Linked DNA regions of Homo sapiens: region 1 is linked to region 2. Evidence: chromatin loops called from intact Hi-C (ENCODE). Cell type or tissue: Calu3. All regions are shown on one strand. Each heading gives the region's core, and the rest is flanking DNA. Links, peaks and the distances in the headings are about the cores only. Region 1 has its middle 41 kb from the start of MORC4. Region 2 overlaps MORC4 (MORC family CW-type zinc finger 4).

What was found. Hi-C counts contacts between places; a loop is a spot of excess contacts. Peaks named below come from ENCODE experiments on the same cell type or tissue, not always from the same donor. Only the 100,000 strongest peaks of a DNase experiment are listed, where the experiment ranks them.
Region 1: it touches region 2 in a loop (16-fold over the local background); 1 of 110 quality-filtered maps calls a loop at or near these places.

What each region holds. Positions count from the first base shown.
Region 1 is chrX:107,035,705-107,046,412 of GRCh38, reverse strand. No RefSeq gene overlaps it. Among named protein-coding and RNA genes, the nearest start is that of MORC4, 41 kb to the right of the region's middle. In Calu3, for the core only: no CTCF peak of the experiment used is centred there; no DNase peak of the experiment used is centred there.
Region 2 is chrX:106,961,521-106,972,228 of GRCh38, reverse strand. MORC4 (MORC family CW-type zinc finger 4) reads left to right here. Exons shown (of 17, transcript NM_024657.5): 10 at 10,119-10,217. Among named protein-coding and RNA genes, the nearest start is that of MORC4, 33 kb to the left of the region's middle. RefSeq lists an enhancer at 5,589-6,089. In Calu3, for the core only: no CTCF peak of the experiment used is centred there; a DNase peak (open chromatin) is centred at 5,488.

The DNA of each region.
Region 1 (10,708 bases), core at 1,320-9,319, 74 kb before region 2:
AACAATATTTCAGTCAAAAAGGGACTGCAAATATGATGGTGGTCCCATAATATCATAATGGAGCTGAAAAATTCCCATAATCTAGTGATGTCATAGCCATATAATGTCATAGTGCAATGCATTACTCATGTGTTTAAGGTGATGCTGGTGTTAACAGTAGCATGCTGTAGAGATTTGTAGCCTAGAAGTGATAGGCTATTTTATATAACCTAGGTGTATATAGTAGGCTATAGTATCTAGGTTTGTGTAAGTACACTCTATAATGTTTGCACAATACCATTCTCAGAATGTGTCCCTGTCGTTAAGCAATGCATGGCTGTATATCATTAGTCACATTAATACAAATAAACAAAATACTCCAATGAAATACAAAGATTGTCTGACTGGAAAAAATCAAGACCCAACTATATACCATTTACAAGAGACACATTTTATGTATGAAGATACAGATTGAAAGTACAAAAATGGAAAAATATACCATACAAACTCTAACAACAACAACAACAACAGTAAAGCTGTCATGGTTATACTAATGTCAGACAAAGTAGTCTTTCAGTCAAGAAGTATTACCGGAGATAGGGAACACGAGCACATTTCATAGTGATAAAAGGGTCTGCCGGGTACAGTGGCTCACGCCTGAAATCCCAGCACTTTGGGAGGCTGAGGTGGGAAGATCACTTGAGCCCAGGAGTTCGAAGCAACATAGGAAGACCCCATCTCTATAAAAATTTTAAAAAGAGTCAATTTAACAGAAAGACAATAGTCCTCATAGTATGAGGTAGGGAGTAGTTTTAATTATTCTAATTTTTACAGATGAGGAATCGAGGTCTCAGAAAGACTAAGGGGCCTACAAAGATAGTAAATAATGTATCCAGAACAAGCTTAAACTTTTAACTACTATAGAGTATTCTGTGGCAAAAAAAAAAAAAAAAAATCATTTTCTTCAAAATTGAAGTGAAAGATTCGCAGTACCTGAGCAACGATGCCACTTTTCTACATTCCTTTAGGAAAGCAGGAGAATTTCTTCACAAAGGCATTAATTATTTAAATTTTTAAACTTCGACCAGAATGAGGTCTTGATATGTCATTTCAGTTGTGAAGGTAACAGAAAGATGTTCTATGATACCAAACCCTGAATGTGGAGGTGCAGTCAGTGCAGCTGTACTCTAAGCTTCTCCTAAAATACTTCAAGCTACTTCAAAGAATCAAGTTCAAGTCATGCCTTTCTGGATTTCTGGAAAACAAAGTGGAAACTTTCTCTTTCCATTACCACTCAGACTGCTTTAAAAAACTAAGTCCTATATTCCTGAAAAGAAGGATGGAAAGGATATGAGTGGAATTTGTCAGGAAAATAAACAAAAAAGAAATTTCCAGTAGGTCATATTCCTCTATTCTCTGGGGGGAAAAAAAAGAATATTTTTGATCTTTTCAAAGAAGCCACTGATCTGCAGGGAGTCATCTGGTCCTTGGCATAATTTTTCTACTTTAAAAAATATGAGTGGCTGGGTGCAGTGGCTCACGTCTGTAATCCCAGCATTTGAGAGGCTGAGGCAGAAGGATCACTTGAGGTTGGGAGTTTGAGACCAGCCTGGCCAACATGATGAAACCCTGTCTGTACTAAAAATACAAAAATTAGCCGGGCACTGTGGCACACGCCTGTAGTCTCAGCTACTCAGGAGGCTGAGACATGAGAATCACTTGAACCCAGGAGGCGGAGGTTGCAGTGAGCCGAGATCACACCCCTGCACTCCAGCCTGGGCGACAGAATGAGACTCCGTCTCAAAAAATAAATAAAAATAAAAAATAAATAAAAACATGTTATTAGTTGTTTTATTATTAAACTAATACGTGCTGGAAAGGGAGAAACAGTAACTTGAATGTGGAGAAACAGCAAATACCACCTTAACCAAGTGATCAAAGTGAACATCAGTAGGGATAAGTCATGTTGTTAACATGTACCCCAGTATGATGCAAAGAGGACACATCGATTATATCATATTTCTCCCAAAAACTCAAACCCGGTCTAATTTTAAAAAATAGCCAATAAACACAAATTAAGAGGTATTCTTCAATATTCCTGCCTAGTACACCCTGAAACTATCAAGTTCATAAAAAAAACAAGGAAAGAAACTGTCACAGGACAGAGCAGACTAAGGAGACATGACAACTAAATGCAATTGGATTGGATCCTGGAAAGGAAAAAAGGAAATTAATGGAAAAATTCGTCAAATGTGACTGAAGTTTGGAATTTAGTTAATAATGTACCAATGTTGGTTTCTTACTTTAAACAAGTGTACCATAGTAATGTAAGATGATAACATAAAGAGAAGCTGAAACCATGTACTATCTTTGCAGCTTTCCTGTAAATCTAAAAATATTCCAAAATAAAAAGTGTATTAAAGAATATATGATTGTGATGCAAAGAAAAAAATAAATAAATGAAAGAATAAAGAAGGGAAATAAGTAGAGAAAAGAAGGAAGGAAACAATTAAAAATCATTGTCAAAAGTAACTAAGTTTTAAAAATTTTCATCCCAGTCTTAAAGGTAAACTATTTTATACATTCATTTTTATGTATAATTCCAGACTTTTCTATGTAGGTAGGCTTATTCAAATATATGTTACATTTTACAGAGAAGGAATAATATTATATATGTCTCATAATTTGATTTTTCATTTGGTATATAACTACTGTATTTTCACTAATTCATGCATTTATTTTGTCAGCAAATATATAGTGCCTGATAATTATTCAGGAAGGAAGAGTATGTGTATGTGGTCTTACTAGCATTTCCTGAGGGTATTATTTTGCAAGCCTTAGGAAATACCAGAAAAGGAAAGGGAGAAAGTGGAGTACATGGTAAGTAATTTTTAGGGCTCCTCTTCAGGACTCTAAGATTTTTAAAAGACTGAGTCTTTGCCTAGAAAGAAAAGGACAGATGTTCTTGCATGTGCCCAGATTTCTTGGGTGTAAAAACACCTCTACAGCTTAAACCCTAGCCATTTCACATGAAAAAATTGCCCAGTTGGACCGGGTGTGGTGGCTCTTGCCTATAATCCCAGCACTTTGGGAGGCCGAGGTAGGTGGATCACCTGAGGTCAGGAGTTCAAGACCAGCCTGGCCAACATGGCAAAACCCCATCTCTACTAAAAAATACAAAAATTACATGTGGTGTGTGCCTGTAATCCCAGCTACTCAGGAGGCTGAGGCAGGAGAATGACTTTAACCCGGGAGGTAGAGGTTGCAGTGAGCCGAGATCACACCATTGCACTCCAGCCTGGCTGACAAGAGGGAAACTCCATCTCAAAAAAAAAAAAAAGGCACAGTTGTTGAACAGTTGGTGGGGAAAACAATTTAACCTCTTGTGGACCATTAGTAGTGAACTGAGGGTGTTTTCAAGAGAGCTCTATACCAGCACAAGGGAAAAACATAGAAACTTGGTGATATGGTTTGACTGTGTCCCTACACAAATCTCATCTTGAATTGTAACTCTCACAATTCCTACGTGTCATGGAAGGGACCCTGTGGGAGGTAATTGAATCATGGGGCGGGTCTTTCCCCTGCTGTTCTCATGATAGTGAATAAGTCTCACGAGATCTGGTGGTTTTATAAAGGGGAGTTTCCCTGCACAAGTTCTCTTCTCTTATCTGCCACCATGTGAGACGTGCCTTTCATCTTCTGCTGTGATTGTGAGGCCTCCCCAGCCACGTGGAACTGTGAGTCCATTAAACCTCTTTCTTTTGTAAATTGCTCAGTCTCAGATGTGTCTTTATCAGCAGCATGAAAACAGACTAATACACTTGGACTGGGACATGCTACTGAGCTGCAGCAAGAGTGGCATATACCAGATGTAGAAACAAGAAGGACAATGATGAAAAAAATAATAATAAAGTAATTAGTTTTCTCCAGGGAAGCAAAGCATCAGTTAGAAAGACCAAAAGTTTGAAGACTCATGAGCTGGCGTTTGAAAGCATTAAGAGCCACAGGGATGCACAGAGTACACTCCTTCCTACTTAGGAGAGTATGGGAAAAAAAAAAAAGATATCCACTAAATTTAAGGCTGGAAATACCTGTCGAAGACAACCAAAAAGAGGAGCAATTAATAATGAAGATCAGACCCACCTCAAGCTAGTGAAGGCAGAGGCTGTCCTAGAGACACGCTGCTAAAGTTCTAGCTTTCCACCCAAGGACAGACACTTCTTACTCCTTCCCATGTTGCACATGATGTGGAAAAGAGAGAAGGAAAATGCTAAGCTTCTAAGCCAATAAAAAGAGAAGCCCTTAAACAACTGAAGTGACTATAGAGACTGGTACAAATGATGAAAAGTTCAAGGAAAAAGAAAATCTGTGTCCTCTTGTAATCCCTCAAAAGGAAAACCACTGGATAAAGAGGTACAAGGATCCCACAAAGTAAGCTGGCCTACTAAAGGTGGGGGATGAGCTTATGTACAAATACTGACCATAAAATCCCATCTGTATTTTTCCCAATTGTAGTGAACATTTACTGTTTTTATCTACCTAGCGTCCATCTCTCTATCCTTTTGGTAATAATATCCTGATTTTCACTCAGGTAGCTATCCCTTGTTACCCAACACAGACCATGTGTTTTAGGGGAAATGATTCCATGCCCAGATTCAGTTCTATATTGACTTAAGCTAATTTGGTCTAAGGAGACAGTTGCTGGAGGCTTCAGTATAAAAACTCCCTTGGTGAAAAGGAGGAAGTGTTGACTTTCTTTTGGATGTGAATGAGGAAACAAAGCCTCCAGAAGTCAGTTTGGAGGGAATAGATAGCAGCCTTAAAGTGAAGTGGATATCAATGAAGGCAGCAAATAAAGATGAAAAGATGTTAGGTCTTTGGTGACATCACTGAGCCGTTGAATTGGGCCTCACTTGAAACCTCACCTAACTCTGGACTTTTTGGTTACAAGGAATAATAAGTTATCTTTATTATTTAAGGTAATGTATTTCCACTTTTCTGTTACATACAGCTGAAAGTTATGATACCCTAAAGTTGGAGAACATCCTGGAAAGTTCGAAAGGTTGGAAAAATGAGTTTGTCAGAGAATGCCAGTTGCCTTCCAATATCCAGTTGACTAACTGGGTACTATGTATTTTGTGTACAGATTACACAAATCTGAGTCATATTATTTTAAAGCTGAAATTTTCCTGAAAGACTTATAGAAACATTAGCAGTTATGTGCCTGGCCCAGGTGATATGCGAAGCATGGCTTGCCCAGTGCTGTACATAGCATTCCATCCCTTAGGTACTTAGACAGATGTCTATCCTTATGTTACTACCACATGATTATTTATTACTGTAACTTAAACAGTACTTAGGTACTACTGTCTAGGTACCTAAGGGGTGGAATGGCTGGATCATATGATAGGTATATATTTAACTTTTTAAGAATATGCCAGCCAGATGCAGTGGCTCACGCCTGTAATCCCAGCAGTTTGGGAGGCCGAAGGGGGCAGATCACCTGAGGTCAGGAGTTCGAGACCAGCCTGGTCAACATGGCAAAACCCCATATCTACTAAAAATACAAAACTTAGCCAGGCGTAGTGTGTGGTGCTTGATGATACGTGTCTGTAATCCCAGCCACTGGTGAGGCTGAGGTGGGAGAATCGCTTGAACCCAGGAGGTAGAGGTTGCAGTAAGCCTGAGATCACGCAACTGCACTCCAGCCTGAGCGACAGAGCTAGACTGTGTCTAAAAATAAATAAATAAATAAATAAATATGGCAAAAACAAGCAGCCTAGTCTTGTACCTGATCATAGGGGAAAAACTTTCAGTTTTTCACCATTGAGTATGATGTTAGCTGCAGGCTTTTCATAATGCCCTTTATCATGTTGAGGAAGTTTCCTTTTATTCCTAGTTTACTGAGTGTTTTTATCATGAATGACTTTTCTGCATCAAGTGAGATGATCATGTGGGTTTTTTCCGTCTTTCTATTAATGTAATTTATTGTATTGGTTGATTTTCTTATGTTGAATGACCTTTGCATTCCTGCGATAAATCCCATTTGGTCTTGATGTATAATCCTTTTAATATACTGCTCAGTTTGCCAGTATTTTCTTGAGATATTCACATGCAAATTTATAAGGGATATTGGTCTGTAGTTTTCATTTACTGTGGTGTCTTTTTCTGGCTTTGGTAATAGGATACTGCTGGCATCATAGAATGAGTTGGGAATGTTTCTTCTTCTCCAATATTTTGGAAATGTTTGAGAAGGATTGGTATTAATTCTTTACATGTTTTGTGTTAACATAATTCACCAGTAAAGTCATCTAGCTCTTGATTTTTCTTTTTTGGGAGATTTTTGATTACTGATACAATCTCTTTACCTATTACATTGCTATTCAGATTTTCTATTTCTTCTTAAGTCAGTTTGGCAGTTTATGTTTCCAGAAATTTGTCCATTTATGTAGGTGATCATATTTGTTGCTATACAGTTGTTTATACTATTCAGCTATGGTACTTTTATTTCTATAAATTTGGTAGTAATATCTCCACTTTAATTTCTGATATTAGTAATTTGTCTTTTCTCTTTTCTTAGTCAGTCTAGCTAAAGATTTGTCAATTTTTTTCATCTTTTTAAAGAACTAATTTTGGTCTTGTTGATTTTCTCTATTGTTTTTTCTGTTCTTTTTATTTCATTTATCCATGTCTAATCTTTATTTTTTCCTTCCTTCTGCTGGTTTTGGATTTAGTTTGCTCTTCTTTTCCTACTTTCTTAAGCTGTAAAGTTGGGTTATGGATTTAATATTTATCTTTCTTTTTCTCCTTCTTCTTTTTTAAGAGACAGGGTCTTGCTCTGTTGCCCAGGCTATACAGTGCAGTGGCGTGATCCTAGCTCACTGCAGCCTCAAACTCCTGGACTCAAGCAATCCTCCCACCTCAGCCTCCTGAGTAGCTAGGACTACAGGCATGCGCCACCACATCTGGATAATTTTTCTATATTTTTTTAAGAGATGGGATTTCACTGTGTTTCCCAGGCTAGACTCAAGCTCCTGGCCTTAAGTGATCCTCCCACCTTAGCCTCTCAAAGTGCTGAGATTACAGGTGTGAGCCACCATGACCAGCTGTTTTTTACATTTTTAATGTAGGTGTTTATAGCCATTTAAATTTCCTCTAAGCACTGTTTTTACTGCATCACATAAGTTTTATTATGTTGTGTTTTCATTTGTGTTCACCTCAAGGTATTTTCTCATTCCTCTTGTAGATTTTTTATTTGACCTATCGTTTTAGAAGTGTGCTATTTAATTTCTATTTTTTAAATTTTAAACTAAAAATACTTTTCTAACTATTACTTAAAATCCATGTTATATTGTTATCTGTTGCCTCATTAAAAATACATTCTTGTGTATTTTTTCACAGTATATTTATAATTGTTATATTGAATATATATTTATTTATTTATATATTTTTTAATAGTTTTACTTTAGGTTCCGGCATACATGTGCTGGTTTGCTATACAGGTAAATTGCATGTCATGGGGGTTTGGTGTACAAATCATTTCATTGCCAAGGTAATAAGCTTAGTACGCAATAGGTAGTTTTTGGATCCTCACCCTGCTCCCACCCTCCACCTTCAAGTAGGCCCCGGAGTCCATTGTTTCCCTCTTTGTGTCCATATGTTCTCAATGTTTAGCTCCCACTTATATGTGAGAACATGAAATATTTGGTTTTCTGTTCCTGCATTAGTTCTCTTAGAATGATGATGGCCTCCAGCTCCATCCGTGTTGCTTCAAAGGATATGATCTCATTCTTTTTTATGGCTGTATAATATCCCATGGTGTATATGTACCATCTTTCTTTCTTTCTTTCTTTCTTTCTTTCTTTCTTTCTTTCTTTCTTTCTTTCTTTCTTTCTTTCTTTCTTTCTTTTTCTTTCTTTCTTTCTCTTTCTTTCTTTCTTTCTTTTGCTTTTCTCTTTCTTTTTTTTTTTTTGACAGAATTTCACTCTTGTCACCAAGGCTGGAGTACAATGGCACGATCTTGGCTCACTGCAACCTCTGCCTCCCAGGTTCAAGTGATTCTCCTGCCTCAGCCTCCCGAGTAGCTGGGACTACAGGCGCATGCCACCACATTTGGCTAATTTTTGTATTTTTAGTAGAGACGGAGTTTCACCATGTTGGCCAGGCTGGTCTCAAACTCTTGACCTCAGGTGATCCACCTGCCTCGGCCTCCCAAAGTGCTAGAATTACAGGCATGAGACACCATGCCTGGCCAGTACATTTTCTTTATCCAGTCTACCATTGATGGGAATTTAGGTTGATTCCATGTCTTTGCTATTGTGAATAGTGCTGCAACAAACATACACGTTCCTGTGTCTTTATGGTAGAACAATTTATATTCCTTTGGATGTATACCCAATAATGGGATTGCTGGGTCAAATAATAATTCTGTTTTAAGTTCCTCAAGAAATCACCAAACTGCTTTCCACAATGGCTGCACTAATTTACATTCCCACCAGCAGTGCATAAGCATTCCCTTTTCTCCACAACCTTGTCAGCATCTGTTATTTTTTGACTTTTTAATAGCCATTCTGACTGGTATGAGATGATATCTCATTGTGGTTTTGATTTGCATTTCTCTATTGATTAGAGATGTTGAACACTTTTTGTATGCTTGCTGGATGCATGAATGTCTTCTTTTGGAAAGTATCTGTTCATCTCCTTTGTCTCTTGCTAAGAGAGTAGATTTTAAGTGTTCTCACAACAACAAAAATGATAGGTATGTAAGGTAACACATATGTTACTTAGTTCAAGTTAGACAAACTGTAATGTTTACATATTTTAAAGCATCATGTAATACATCATAAAGACAATTTTGTCAATTAAAAAAATAAAATATTTGTCTAGTAAGCCTCCTATAGTTTGAATAATGGTATCTCCCCCAAATTCATATGTTGACACTTAATTGCCAAAGTGATAGTATTAAGTGGGGCCTTTAAGAGGTCATTAACTCATGACGGCAAAGCCCTCATGGGTGGGATTAAGGCCAATATAAAAGGCTTTGGGAGAGTTCATTCATTCTTTTCTGCCCTTCTGCCATGTCAGGACATAGCTTTCCTCCCTTCTGGAGTATGGAACAAGAAGAAGATACCAGGCCCTCACCAGACACCAAATCTGCTGGTATCTTGATCTCGGCATCCCAGCCGCTAAACATGTGATAAATAAATTTCTGTTTATAAATTACCCAGTCTGTAGTAGGATTTTTTTTTTTTTTTTTTTTTTTTTTTTTTTTTTAGCAGCACCAAAGGCCTAAGACAAAGTCCAATGTCTGGGCTTCCTCGAGGACAATTTCTGTTTATTTATTTTCTTCTTTGAATGGGCCATACTTTCCTGTTTCTTTGTATGTTTTGTGGGTTTTTTGTTGTTGTTGTCGAAAACTGGACATTCAAATATCATAATGTGGTAGCTCTGGAAATCAGATTCTCTCCCTCTTCCCCAGGGTTTGTTAATCTTGATTATTGAAGGCTTTGGTTGTATTCCATGTGTTTTTGACTGAGGTTTTCTTGACTGCCAGGAATTAAAAAAAAAATCAAAAACCAAAAATAAACCTTCCCCAGTCATAATAGATTGGTTCTGTGCTGGACCCCTCTTTAAAACTTAGCTAGGCGACTTATAATTCTGCCTCAGCCTTCACTTCACTTACACTGAGCCTATAGATCAGCCAGTGTTGAAAACAAGGTCTTGTCAGGTCTTTTCTGAGCATGGTCCTGTCTTTGGCATGTGCATAGAACCATAAGCTGCTGTCTTCAAGACCTCTGTAGAGTAGGGAAGGGAGCAGGACAAGGGCAATTAAAAACACCAAAAGTGTTTCCTTGCATTTTAAAGTTATCTTTTTCTTGATTCGGTGTTTGCTTGGTTGCTGTAAACATTTGACTGATTTCCAGAGTTCTGGGAAAGTTGATTCTGACAGCTCTGCATTTTTTTTAAATGTTTCTGTGAATAGGCAGGTATTGGGAGGTGCCTACTCTGCCATTTTGCTCCCATCTGATGGAAGCAAAATCTTTCTTGAACTTTTGGTTGACTGATGACATACTCTTTGAGCTCCTGTATGTCTGTGAACATTTTTTTTTTAATTTTTTTTTTTATTATACTCTAAGTTTTAGGGTACATGTGCACATTGTGCAGGTTAGTTACATATGTATACATGTGCCATGCTGGTGCGCTGCACCCACTAACGTGTCATCTAGCATTAGGTATATCTCCCAATGCTATCCCTCCCCCCTCCCCCAACCCCACCACAGTCCCCAGAGTGTGATATTCCCCTTCCTGTGTCCATGTGATCTCATTGTTCAATTCCCACCTATGAGTGAGAATATGCGGTGTTTGGTTTTTTGTTCTTGCGATAGTTTACTGAGAATGATGGTTTCCAATTTCATCCATGTCCCTACAAAGGACATGAACTCATCATTTTTTATGGCTGCATAGTATTCCATGGTGTATATGTGCCACATTTTCTTAATCCAGTCTATCATTGTTGGACATTTGGGTTGGTTCCAAGTCTTTGCTATTGTGAATAGTGCCGCAATAAACATACGTGTGCATGTGTCTTTATAGCAGCATGATTTATAGTCCTTTGGGTATATACCCAGTAATGGGATGGCTGGGTCAAATGGTATTTCTAGTTCTAGATCCCTGAGGAATCGCCACACTGACTTCCACAATGGTTGAACTAGTTTACAGTCCCACCAAC
Region 2 (10,708 bases), core at 875-8,874:
TTGGTTTTCTGATCTTGTGATAGTTTGCTGAGAATGATGGTTTCCAGCTTCATCCATGTCCCTGCAAAGGACATGAACTCATCCTTTTTTATGACTGCATAGTATTCCATGTGTATATGTGCCACATTTTCTTAATCCAGTCTATCATTGTTGGACATTTGGGTTGGTTCCAAGTCTTTGCTATTGTGAATAGTGCCACAATAAACATACGTGTGCATGTGTCTTTATAGTAGAATGATTTATAATCCTTTGGGTATATACCCAGTAATGGGATTGCTGGGTCAAATGGTATTTCTAGTTCTAGATTCTTGAGGAATCGCCACACTGTCTTCCACAATGGTTGAACTAATTTACACTCCCACCAACAGTGTCAAAGGGTTCCTATTTTTCCATAACCTCTCCAGCATCTGTTGTTTCCTGACTTTTTAATGGTCGCCATTCTAACTGGCGTGAGATGGTATCTCATTATGGTTTTGATTTGCATTTCTCTAATGACCAGTGATGATGAGCATTTTTTTCATATGTCTGTTGGCTGCATAAATGTCTTCTTTTGAGAAGTGTCTGTTCATATGCTTTGCCCATTTTTTGATGGGGTTGTTTGCTTTTTCATTGTAAATTTGTTTAAGTTCTTTGTAGATTCTGGATATTAGCCGTTTGTCAGATGGATAGTTTACAAAATTTTTCTCCCATTCTGTAGGTTGCTTGTTCATTCTGATGATAGTTTCTTTTGCTGTGCAGAAGCTCTTTAGTTTAATTACATCCCATTTGTCAATGTTGGCTTTTGTTGCCATTGCTTTTGGTGTTTTAGACATGAAGTCTTTGCCCATGCCTATGTCCTGAATGGTATTGCCTAGGTTTTCTTCTAGGATTTTTATGGTCCTAGGTCTTACATTTAAGTCTTTGATCCATCTTGAGTTGATTTTTGTATAAGGTGTAAGGAAGTGGTCCAGTTTCAGTTTTCTGCATATGGCTAGCCAGTTTTCCTAACACCATTTATTAAATATCGAATCTTTTCCCTATTGCTTGTGTGTGTCAGGTTTGTCAAAGATCAGATGGTGGTAAATGTGTGGTATTATTTCTGAGGCCTCCGTTCTGTTCCTTTAATCTGTATATCTGTTTTGGTACCAGTACCATGCTGTTTTGGTTACTGTAGCCTTGTAGTAAAGTTTGAAGTCTGGTAGTGTGATGCCTCCAGCTTTGTTCTTCTTGCCCAGGACTGTCTTGGCTATGCGGGCTCTTTTTTGCTTCCATATGAAGTTTAAAGTAGGTTTTTCCAATTCTGTGAAGAAAGTCAGTGGTAGCTTGATGGGGATAGCATTGAATCTATAAATTACTTTGGGCACTAAGGCCATTTTCACAATATTTGTTCTTCCTATCCATGAGCATGGAGTGTTTTTCCATTCGTTTGTGCCCTCTCTTATTTCCTTGAGCAGTGGTTTGTAGTTCTTGAAGAGGTCCTTCACATCCATTGTAAGTTATATTCCTAGGTATTTTATTCTCTTAGTAGCAACTGTGAAGGGCAGTTCATTCATGATTTGGCTCTGTTTTTCTATTATTGGTGTATAGGAATGCTTGTGATTTTTGCGCATTGATTTTGTATTCTGAGACTGCTGAAGTTGCTTATCAGCTCAAGGAGATTTTGGGCTGAGACAATGGGGTTTTCTAAGTATACAGTCATGTCATCTGTAAACAGAGACAATTTGACTTCCTCTCTTCCTATTTGAATACCGTTTATTGCTTTCTCTTGCCTGATTGCCCTGGCCAGAACTTCCAATACCATGTTGAATAGGAGTGGTGGGAGAGGGCATCCTTATGCCAGTTTTCAAAGGGAATGCTTCCAGTTTTTGCCCATTCGGTATGATATTGGCTGTGGGTTTGTCATAAATAGCTCCTATTATTTTGAGATAGGTTCCATCAATACCTAGTTTTTTGAGAGTTTTAGCATGGAAGGCTGTTGAATTTTGTCGAAGGCTTTTTCTGCATCTATTGAGATAATCATGTCGTTTTTGTCATTGGTTCTGTTTATGTGATGGATTATGTTTATTGATTTGTGTATGTTGAACCAGCCTTGCATCCCAGGGATGAAGCCAACTTGATTGTGGAGGATAAGCTTTTTGATGTGCTGCTGGATTCGGTTTGCCAGTGTTTTATTGAGGATTTTCACATCGATGTTCATCAGGGATATTGGCCTAAAATTTTCTTTTTTTGTTGTGTCTCTGCCAGGCTTTGGTATCAGGATGATGCTGGCCTCATAAAATGAGTTAGGGAGGATTCCCTCTTTTTCTATTGATTGGAATAGTTTCAGAAGGAATGGTACCAGCTTCTCTTTGTATCTCTGGTAGAATTCAGCTGTGAATCCATCTGGTCCTGGACTTTTTTTGGTTGGTAGGCTATTAATTATTGCCTCAATTTCAGAGCCTGTTACTGGTCTATTCAGAGATTCAGCTTCTTCCTGCTTTACACTTAGGAGGGTGTATGTGTCGAGGAATTTATCCATTTCTTCTAGATTTTCTAGTTTATTTGCGTAGAGGTGTTTATAGTATTCTCTGATGGTAGTTTGTATTTCTGTGGGATTGGTGGTGATATCCCCTTTATCATTTTTTATTGTGTCTATTTGATCCTTCTCCCTTTTATTCTTTATTAATCTTGCTAGCAGTCTGTCTATTTCGTTGCTCTTTTCGAAAAATCAGCTTCTGAGATTCATTGAATTTTTGAAGGGATTTTTGTGTCTCTATCTCCTTCATTTCTGCTCTGATCTTAGTTATTTCTTGCCTTCTGCTAGCTTTTGAATTTGTTTGCTCTTGCTTCTCTAGTTCTTTTAATTGTGATGTTAAGGTGTTGATTTTAGATCTCTCCTGTTTTCTCTTGTGGGCATTTAGTGCTATAAATTTCCCTCTACAGACAGCTTTAAATGTGTCCCAGAGATTCTGGTACGTTGTGTCTTTGTTCTCATTGGTTTCAAAGACCATCTTTATTTCTGCTTTCATTTCATTATTTACCCACCAGTCATTCAGGAGCAGGTTGTTCAGTTTCCATGTAGTTGTGTGATTTTGAGTGGGATTCTTAATCCTGAGTTATAATTTGATTGCACTGTGGTCTGAGAGAGTTTTTTGTGTTTTATTTTACATTTGATGAGTGTTTTACTTCCAATTACTTGGTCAATTTTAGAATGAGTGCTATGTGGTACTGAGAAGAATGTATATTCTGTTGATTCGTGGTGGAGAGTTCTGTAGATGTCTATTAGGTCTGCTTGGTCCAGAGCTGAGTTCAAGTCCTGGATATCCTTGTTAATTTTCTGTCTTGTTGATCTGTCTAACGTTGACAATGGAGGGGTGTTAAAGTCTCCCATTATTATTGTGTGGGAGTCTAAGTCTCTTTGTAGGTCTCCAAAAACTTGCTTTATGAATCTGGGTGTTCTTGTATTGGGTGCATATATATTTAGGGTAGTTAGCTCTTCTTGTTGAATTGATCCCTTTACCATTATGTAATGGCCTTCTTTGTCTCTTTTGATCTTTGTTGGTTTAAGGTCTGTTTTATCAGAGACCAAGATTGCAACCCCTGCTTTTTTTTTTTTTTTTTTTTTTTTGCTTTCCATTTCCTTGGTAGATCTTCCTACATTCCTCTATTTTGAGCCTGTGTGTGTCTTTGCATGTGAGATGGGTCTCCTGAATACAGCACACCAGTGGGTCTTGACTCTTTATCCAGTTTGCCAGTCTTTGTCTTTTAATTTGGCATTTAGCCCATTTACATTTAAGGTTAATATTGTTATGTGTGAATTTGATCCTGTCATTATGATGCTAGCTGGTTATTTCACCTGTTAATTGATGCAGTTTCTTCATAGTGTCAATGGTGTTTATAATTTGGCATGTTTTTGCAGTGGCTGGTACCAGTTGTTCCTATCCATGTTTAGTGCTTCCTTCAGGAGCTCTTGTAAGGCAGGCCTGGTGGTGACGTAATCTCTCATCATTTGCTTGTCTGTAAAGGATTTTATTTCTCCTTCACTTATGAAGCTTAGTTTGGCTGTATATGAAATTCTCGTTTGAAAATTCTTTTCTTTAAGAATGTTGAATATTGGCCCCTACTCTCTTCTGGCTTATAGGGTTTCTGCACAGAGATCCACTGTTAGTCTGATGGGCTTCCCTTTGTGGGTATCCCGCCCTTTCTCTCTGGCTGCTCTTAACAGTTTTTCCTTCATTTCAACCTTGGTGAATCTGACCATTGTGTGTCTTGGGGTTGCTCTTCTCGAGGAGTATCTTTGTGGTGTTCTCTGTATTTCCTGAATTTGAATGTTGGCCTGTCTTTCTAGGTTGGGGAAGTTCTCCTGGATAATATCCTGAAGAGTGTTTTCTAACTTGGTTCCATTTTCCTGTCACTTTCAGGATCACCAGTCAAACGTGGATTTGGTCTTTTCACATAGTCCCATATTTCTTGGAGGCTTTGTTTGTTTCTTTTCACTCTTTTTTCTCTAATCTTGTCTTCTCACTTTATTTCATTAATTTTATCTTCAATCACTGATTTCCTTTCTTCCGCTTCATCAAATCTGCTATTGAAGCTTGTGTATGCTTCACGAAGTTCTCATACTGTGGTTTTTAGCTCTATCAGGTCATTAAAGCTCTTCTCTACACTGGTTGTTCTAATTAGCCATTCGTCTAACCTTTTTTCTAGGTTTTTAGCTTCCTTACTATGGGTCAGAACATTTCCTTTAGCTCAGAGTAGTTTGTTATTACCCACCTTCTGAAGCCTACTTCTGTCAACTTGTCAAACTCATTCTCCATCCAGTTTTGTTCCCTTGCTGGCAAGGAGTTGTGTTCCTTTGGAGGAGAAGAGGTGTTCTGGTTTTTGGAATTTTCAGCCTTTCTGCTCTGGTTTCTCCCCATCTTTGTGGTTTTATCTACCTTTGGTCTTTGATGTTGGGGACCTACCTACGGATGGGGTTTTGGTGTGGATGTCCTTTTTGTTGATGTTGATGCTATGCCTTTCTGTTTGTTAGTTTTCCTTCTAACAGACAGGCCCCTCAGCTGCAGGTCTGTTGGAGTTTGCTGGAGGTCCACTCCAGACGCTGTTTGCCTGGGTATCTCACGAGTGGAGGCTGCAGAACAAATATTGCTGCCTGATCCTTCCTCTGGAAGCTTTGTCCCAGAGGGGCACCTGCCTGTATGAGATGTCTGTTGGCCCCTACTGGGAGGTGTCTCCCAGTCAGGCTACACGGGGGTCAGGGACTTACTTGAGGAGGCAGTCTGTCCGTTATCAGAACTTGAACGCTGTGCTTGGAGAACCACTTCTGTCTTCAGAGCTGTCAGGCAGGGACATTTCTGTCTGCAGAAGCTGTCTGCTGCCTTTTGTTCAGATATGCCCTGCCCCCAGAGGTGGAATCTAGAGAGGCAGTAGGCCTTGCTGAGCTGTGGTGAGCTCCGCCCAGTTTGAGCTTCCCTGCTGCTTTGTATACACTGTGAACATAGAACCACCTACTCAAGCCTCAGCAATGGCAGATGCCCCTCCCTCTGCCAAGCTCCCGTGTTCCAGGTCGATTTCAGACTGCTGCGCTAGCAGTGAGCAAGGCTCTGTGGGCGTGGCATCCACCAAGCCAGACACAGGAGGGGACCTCCTGGTCTGCTGGTTGCAAAGACCGAGGGAAAAGTGCAGTATTTGGGCAGAAGTGTACCACTCCTCCAGGTACAGTCACTCACGGCTTCCCTTGGCTAGGAAAGGGAAATCCCCTGACCTCTTGCGTTTCCCCGTGAGGTGATGCCCCGCCCTGCTTTGGCTTGCCCTCCATGGTCTGCACCCACTCTTCAACCAGTCCCAATGAGATGAACCAGGTACCTCAGTTGGAAATGCAGAAATTACCTGTCTTCTGCGTCGATCTCACTGGGAGCTGTAGACTGGGGCTGTTCCTATTCAGCCATCTTGGAAACGCTCACTTTATCTTTTCAAAGAGTAGTTTGTGTGACTGAATGCTCTGACCTTTTGATTTTCTGAGATATTATCAAAAGATTGTTCAGCCCCAGCCTCAGCTTTTTCTCTAGAGCATACTTTCCTGACAGTGAATCTCTAAATTTTAGCATATTTTGCAATCTGGATGGGCTGAGAATTTCCCAAGTAATCAAGTCCTGGTTTCTTTTTGTTTAACAGTTCATTCGTCAATTTGTCTCTCTCCTCTTGCATTTTACATAAGCAGCAAGAAGACACCAGGCCACACCTTTAACACTTTTCCTGAAGATCTCCTCAGCTAAATTTCCAATTTCATCATTTGCAAGTTCTGTTTTCCACATAACTGTAGGACAGTTCTGCTAAGCTTTCTGCCACTGTGTAACAAAGATCATCTTCTCTCAAGTTTTCCAATAACATGTTCGTCACTTCCTTCTGAGCCTTCACTAGCAATACCTTTAACATCCATATTTCTACCAATACTCTTGTTTACAATGATTTGGGTATTCTCTAAGGTAATTTGTGTTTTCTCTACCGTACTTTTCACTTCTTTCTGAGCCCTCATTAGTGAAAGCATTTATTAACATATATATTTCTACTAATGTCTGTTGAAGGCAATGTAGGTTTTTTTCTGTCAAGCTTCTCAAAATTTTTGCAACCTCTGCCAATTGCCAATTCTAAAGCCACTTCCATATTTTTAGGTATTTGTTATAGTAGTACCCCTCTTCCAGGTAGCATCCGCTACATTCTTTTTCATTATATCGTATCTTTGTGAATCTGGATTTAATCCATTTACATTAAAGTAATTACTGATAAGGAGAGACTTACTTCTGTCATTTTGCTGTTTGTTTTCTGTGTCCCTTGTAGCTTTCTTTGCCCCTCATTTCCTACATTGCCGTCTTTTGTGTTTAGGTGATTTTTTTTATAGTGAAACATTTAAATTCCTTTCTCATTTCGTTTTGTGTATATTCTATAGCTATTTTGTTTGTGCTTATCATGGGAATTACATTTAATATCTTTTAAGTTATGACACTCTAATTTGGATGTATACTACCTTAACTTCAATTCCTTACAAAAGTTTTGCTCCTTTAACAGCTCCATCACCATTCCTTTCAGTTGTTATCACAGAATTACATCTTTGTACATTGTGTGTCCAAAATCATAAGTAATTTGTAATGGATTAGCCTTTTAAATTGCGTAGAAAACAAAATGAGGAGTTACAAACTGAATTACAATAATACTGGCTTGCAGACTCAAAATTTTTATCTTTTCTTTCTTTTTTTTTTTTTTTTGACATGGAGTTTTGCTCTTGTTGCCCAGGCTGGAGTGCAATGGCACCATCTTGGCTCACTACAACCTCCCCTTCCCGGTTCAAGCTATTCTCCTGCCTCAGCCTCCCACGTAGCTGGGATTACAGGCATGCACCACCATGCCCAGCTACTTTTGTATTTTTAGTAGAGACAGCGTTTCACCATGTTGGTCAGGCTAGTCTCGAACTCCTGGCCTCAGGTGATCCACCTGCCTCAGCCTCTCAAAGTGCTGGGATTACAGGCATGAGCCACTGCACCTGGCCAATTTTTTTCTTTTAAATGTATTCTCTTACATTATATAGAAAATAAAAAGTGGAGTTACAAACTTCAAGGATTCCTTGAATGTAATATGTTGTTTCTCTCTTGGTGTTTTTAAGATTCTCTCTTTGTCTTTGACTTTCATGGTTTGATTACAGTGTGTCTGGGTCTGAGTCTCTCTGAGTTCATCCTACTTGGAGTTAAGGTTGGATGTTTATATTCGTGTCTTTCATCAAATTTGAGAAGTTTTTGGCAATTATTTATTCAAGTATTCTTTCTGTTCCTTTCTCTCTTCTCTTTCTGGGACTCTGCTAATGCATATGTTGGACCACTTATGGTGTCCTATGGGTCCCTTAGTTTTTGTTCACTTTTCTTCAGTCTATTCTTTCTGCTCTTAATACTTGATAATTTCCATTTTTTATCTTCAAGTTCACTGATTCTTTTTTCTGTCTGATCAGATCTGCCTTTGAATTCCTGCGGTGGATTTTTCATTTCAGTTTTTAGACTTTTCAGCTCCAGACTTTGTTTTGGATTTCTTTTTAGGTTTGTTATCTCTTTGTTGATTTTCTATTTTGCTTATGCATTGTTTTCTTGACTTTCTGCTCATCTTCATATAGTTTTTTGAGTATCTTTAAGACCGTTTTAAAATCTTTGTCGAGTTGATCTATTATCAGTTCTTTTTCAGGGGTGGTTTCTATTTTTTTCCTTTGAGTGGGCCGCCCTGTCTTGTTTGTTTGTATGCCTTGTGACTTTTTGTTGTAAACTGAACATTTGAATCTAATAATGTGGTAACTCTGGAAACAAAATTCTCCTTTCCTAGGGTTTGCTGGGTTTTTTTTTGTTGTTGTTGTTGTTTTTGTTATGTTGTAGGCTTTCTCTGTGCCAAGGATTGACCTGAGAAGTAAGTTTAAAGTCTTTTCACTTCTTTTCTCAGCTTGCATTTTTTTCTGGGCATTCACAGTGGCTTTCTAATTTTCCCCATATGTGCAATTGCTTTTGAATGTCCTTGTCTTTATGTCTGGCTCACAAAAGGGGGAAAATAGAGAAATAGAGGAGGAAAAAGAGATGCCAGGACTTTGAATCCTCTGGATGTCACTTCAACTGGAGGAGTAGAGGGTTGAAACAATGGGGGAGGTTCAACAACAATGGTCTCTTGCCTTTTTGTCTTCACATCTGTGATCAGAAGCAGCAAGCAGTGATCAGAGGATAGAATTGCAATATTTGGAGGACAGTGTCCTTTTTGCCCACACTGGCTCCTACAAGTTGCTCTTGGAACACATGGAGGGTTGCTTGCCACAGGGCTGGGAGTGGGGAATGGGTAGCTATTACTGAGCTAAGAACTGAAATTGACCAAAATTAACCACAATTTACCATCCAAGCCTTCTCCTGGAAGTTGCAAACTTTCCAATAGACTCCAGAGTTTCAAAATAGTTACATCATGCAGCTTTTGCTACTGCAGTTGTTGTATATGTAAGGAGACAGCTTCCACATGCTTCTTATTCTGCCATCTTCCCATATGCCCATCTAATCTACTTCTTTTTAAAGTAGATTTTAAGTAGATTTTTAAGAGGAAATGAGGAATAGTTCTTCATCTGTGACTTGAGGGAAGGATATAGACATAGAGTAGGAACATAAATAGGTTGAAGGGGAATAAGAGTTTATAGGGGAGCTCATATATGATTACTTTAATCTTTTCCATTTAGTGAGAATCTAATTTAATATGAATAAGGTAGAGATAAGGAAGAGTTTCTCTTAACAAGAGAAGAGCTCTGCAAAAACCTTGGGGAATGATCCAGGGGGCCAAGATATTTAAAAAATTCTGAATTCTAAGTGTACAGTTTTCCAGTTGTGTGTAGCTCTACATTAGGTTGTAATCTCGGGTTATGGAATTAAATAGGAATTAGTAATTCGAAAGTTGGAAGTTTTTAAAAGTAAAATTCAGGTTTTGATTTTTACAAATTACATTTTTGTTGACCCTGAGTCTACTGTTGTTCCTTTAGGGAGAGAAATAAAGAGCAAGGGCTGGAACTCAGATACAGCCTCCAGTAACGGCTATGTGGTAGAATGTTGGAGTGCTTGTTCATGGGCACCATAATGCTACTATGATCAGCATTTGGATGAAGAGGGACTATATAGACATATTAGAGTTAATATTTGATTGATTTATAATAGATAGGGTATAGTATTTGATCATCTGATTTTTACCTTGTTCTGAATTATCTACCTGTAGTCATCTGACAATCAAATAACTCCCCATCAACTTATCAATATTTGGCTCTATCCTATCTCTGCAGTTTGGTCCTCTGTCATAGTCTCTAATGTCAAGTTACCCATACACTCCATGATTCAACAAGCCCTGAAAATTTATAGAACTCTACTTTTTAGCACTTGTGACCATTTCACCTTTTCAACCAAAGTGACTGTTCAGTGTTACAACTTTGTCATTTTGACATGTAGCTTGCAAAGGCAATGGATTCCCATCTTGGTTTCTTAAAGTGTAGATGTTCAAAAATATGCCAGATACTCTAAATTATTGGTGTCTGTTAAATGGGAACTTCTCAAAGATCAAAGAATTGCTCAACAAGTGCTAAACTTTGACATACTTCTTGCATTTTCTTTCAGGCTAACAATAAATGCCCTTGCCCAGAAGCTCAATGCTTACTGGAAGGAAAAAACATCTCAAGATAATTTTGAGACCTCAACTGTAGCCAGGCCAATACCGTAAGTAATACATACAGAATATGAATGTATTAGGGGTAATATCCATAGATCAAATGGAAGGAACAAGGGTAATGTGTCTGGATTTGGTTCCTGCTGGTGGGTTCGTGGTGTCACTGACTTCAAGAATGAAGCTGCAGACCTTCGTGGTGAGTGTTACAGCTCTTAAAGATGGCACCGACCCAAAGAGTGAGTGGTAGCAAGGTTTATTGTGAACAGCGAAAGGACAAAGCTTCCACAGCTTGGAAGGGGACCTGAGTGGGTTGCCACTGCTTGCTGGGGTGGACAGCTTTTATTCCCTTATTGTTCCCTCCCGTGTTCCATTTCTGTCCTATCAGAGTGCCCTTTTTTCAATCCTCTCTGTGATTGGCTACTTTTAGAATCCTGCTGATAGGTGCGTTTTACAGAGCACTGATTGGTGCGTTTTACAGAGCACTGATTGGTGCGTTTTACAATCCTCTTGTAAGACAGGAAAGTTCCCCAAGTCCCCACTC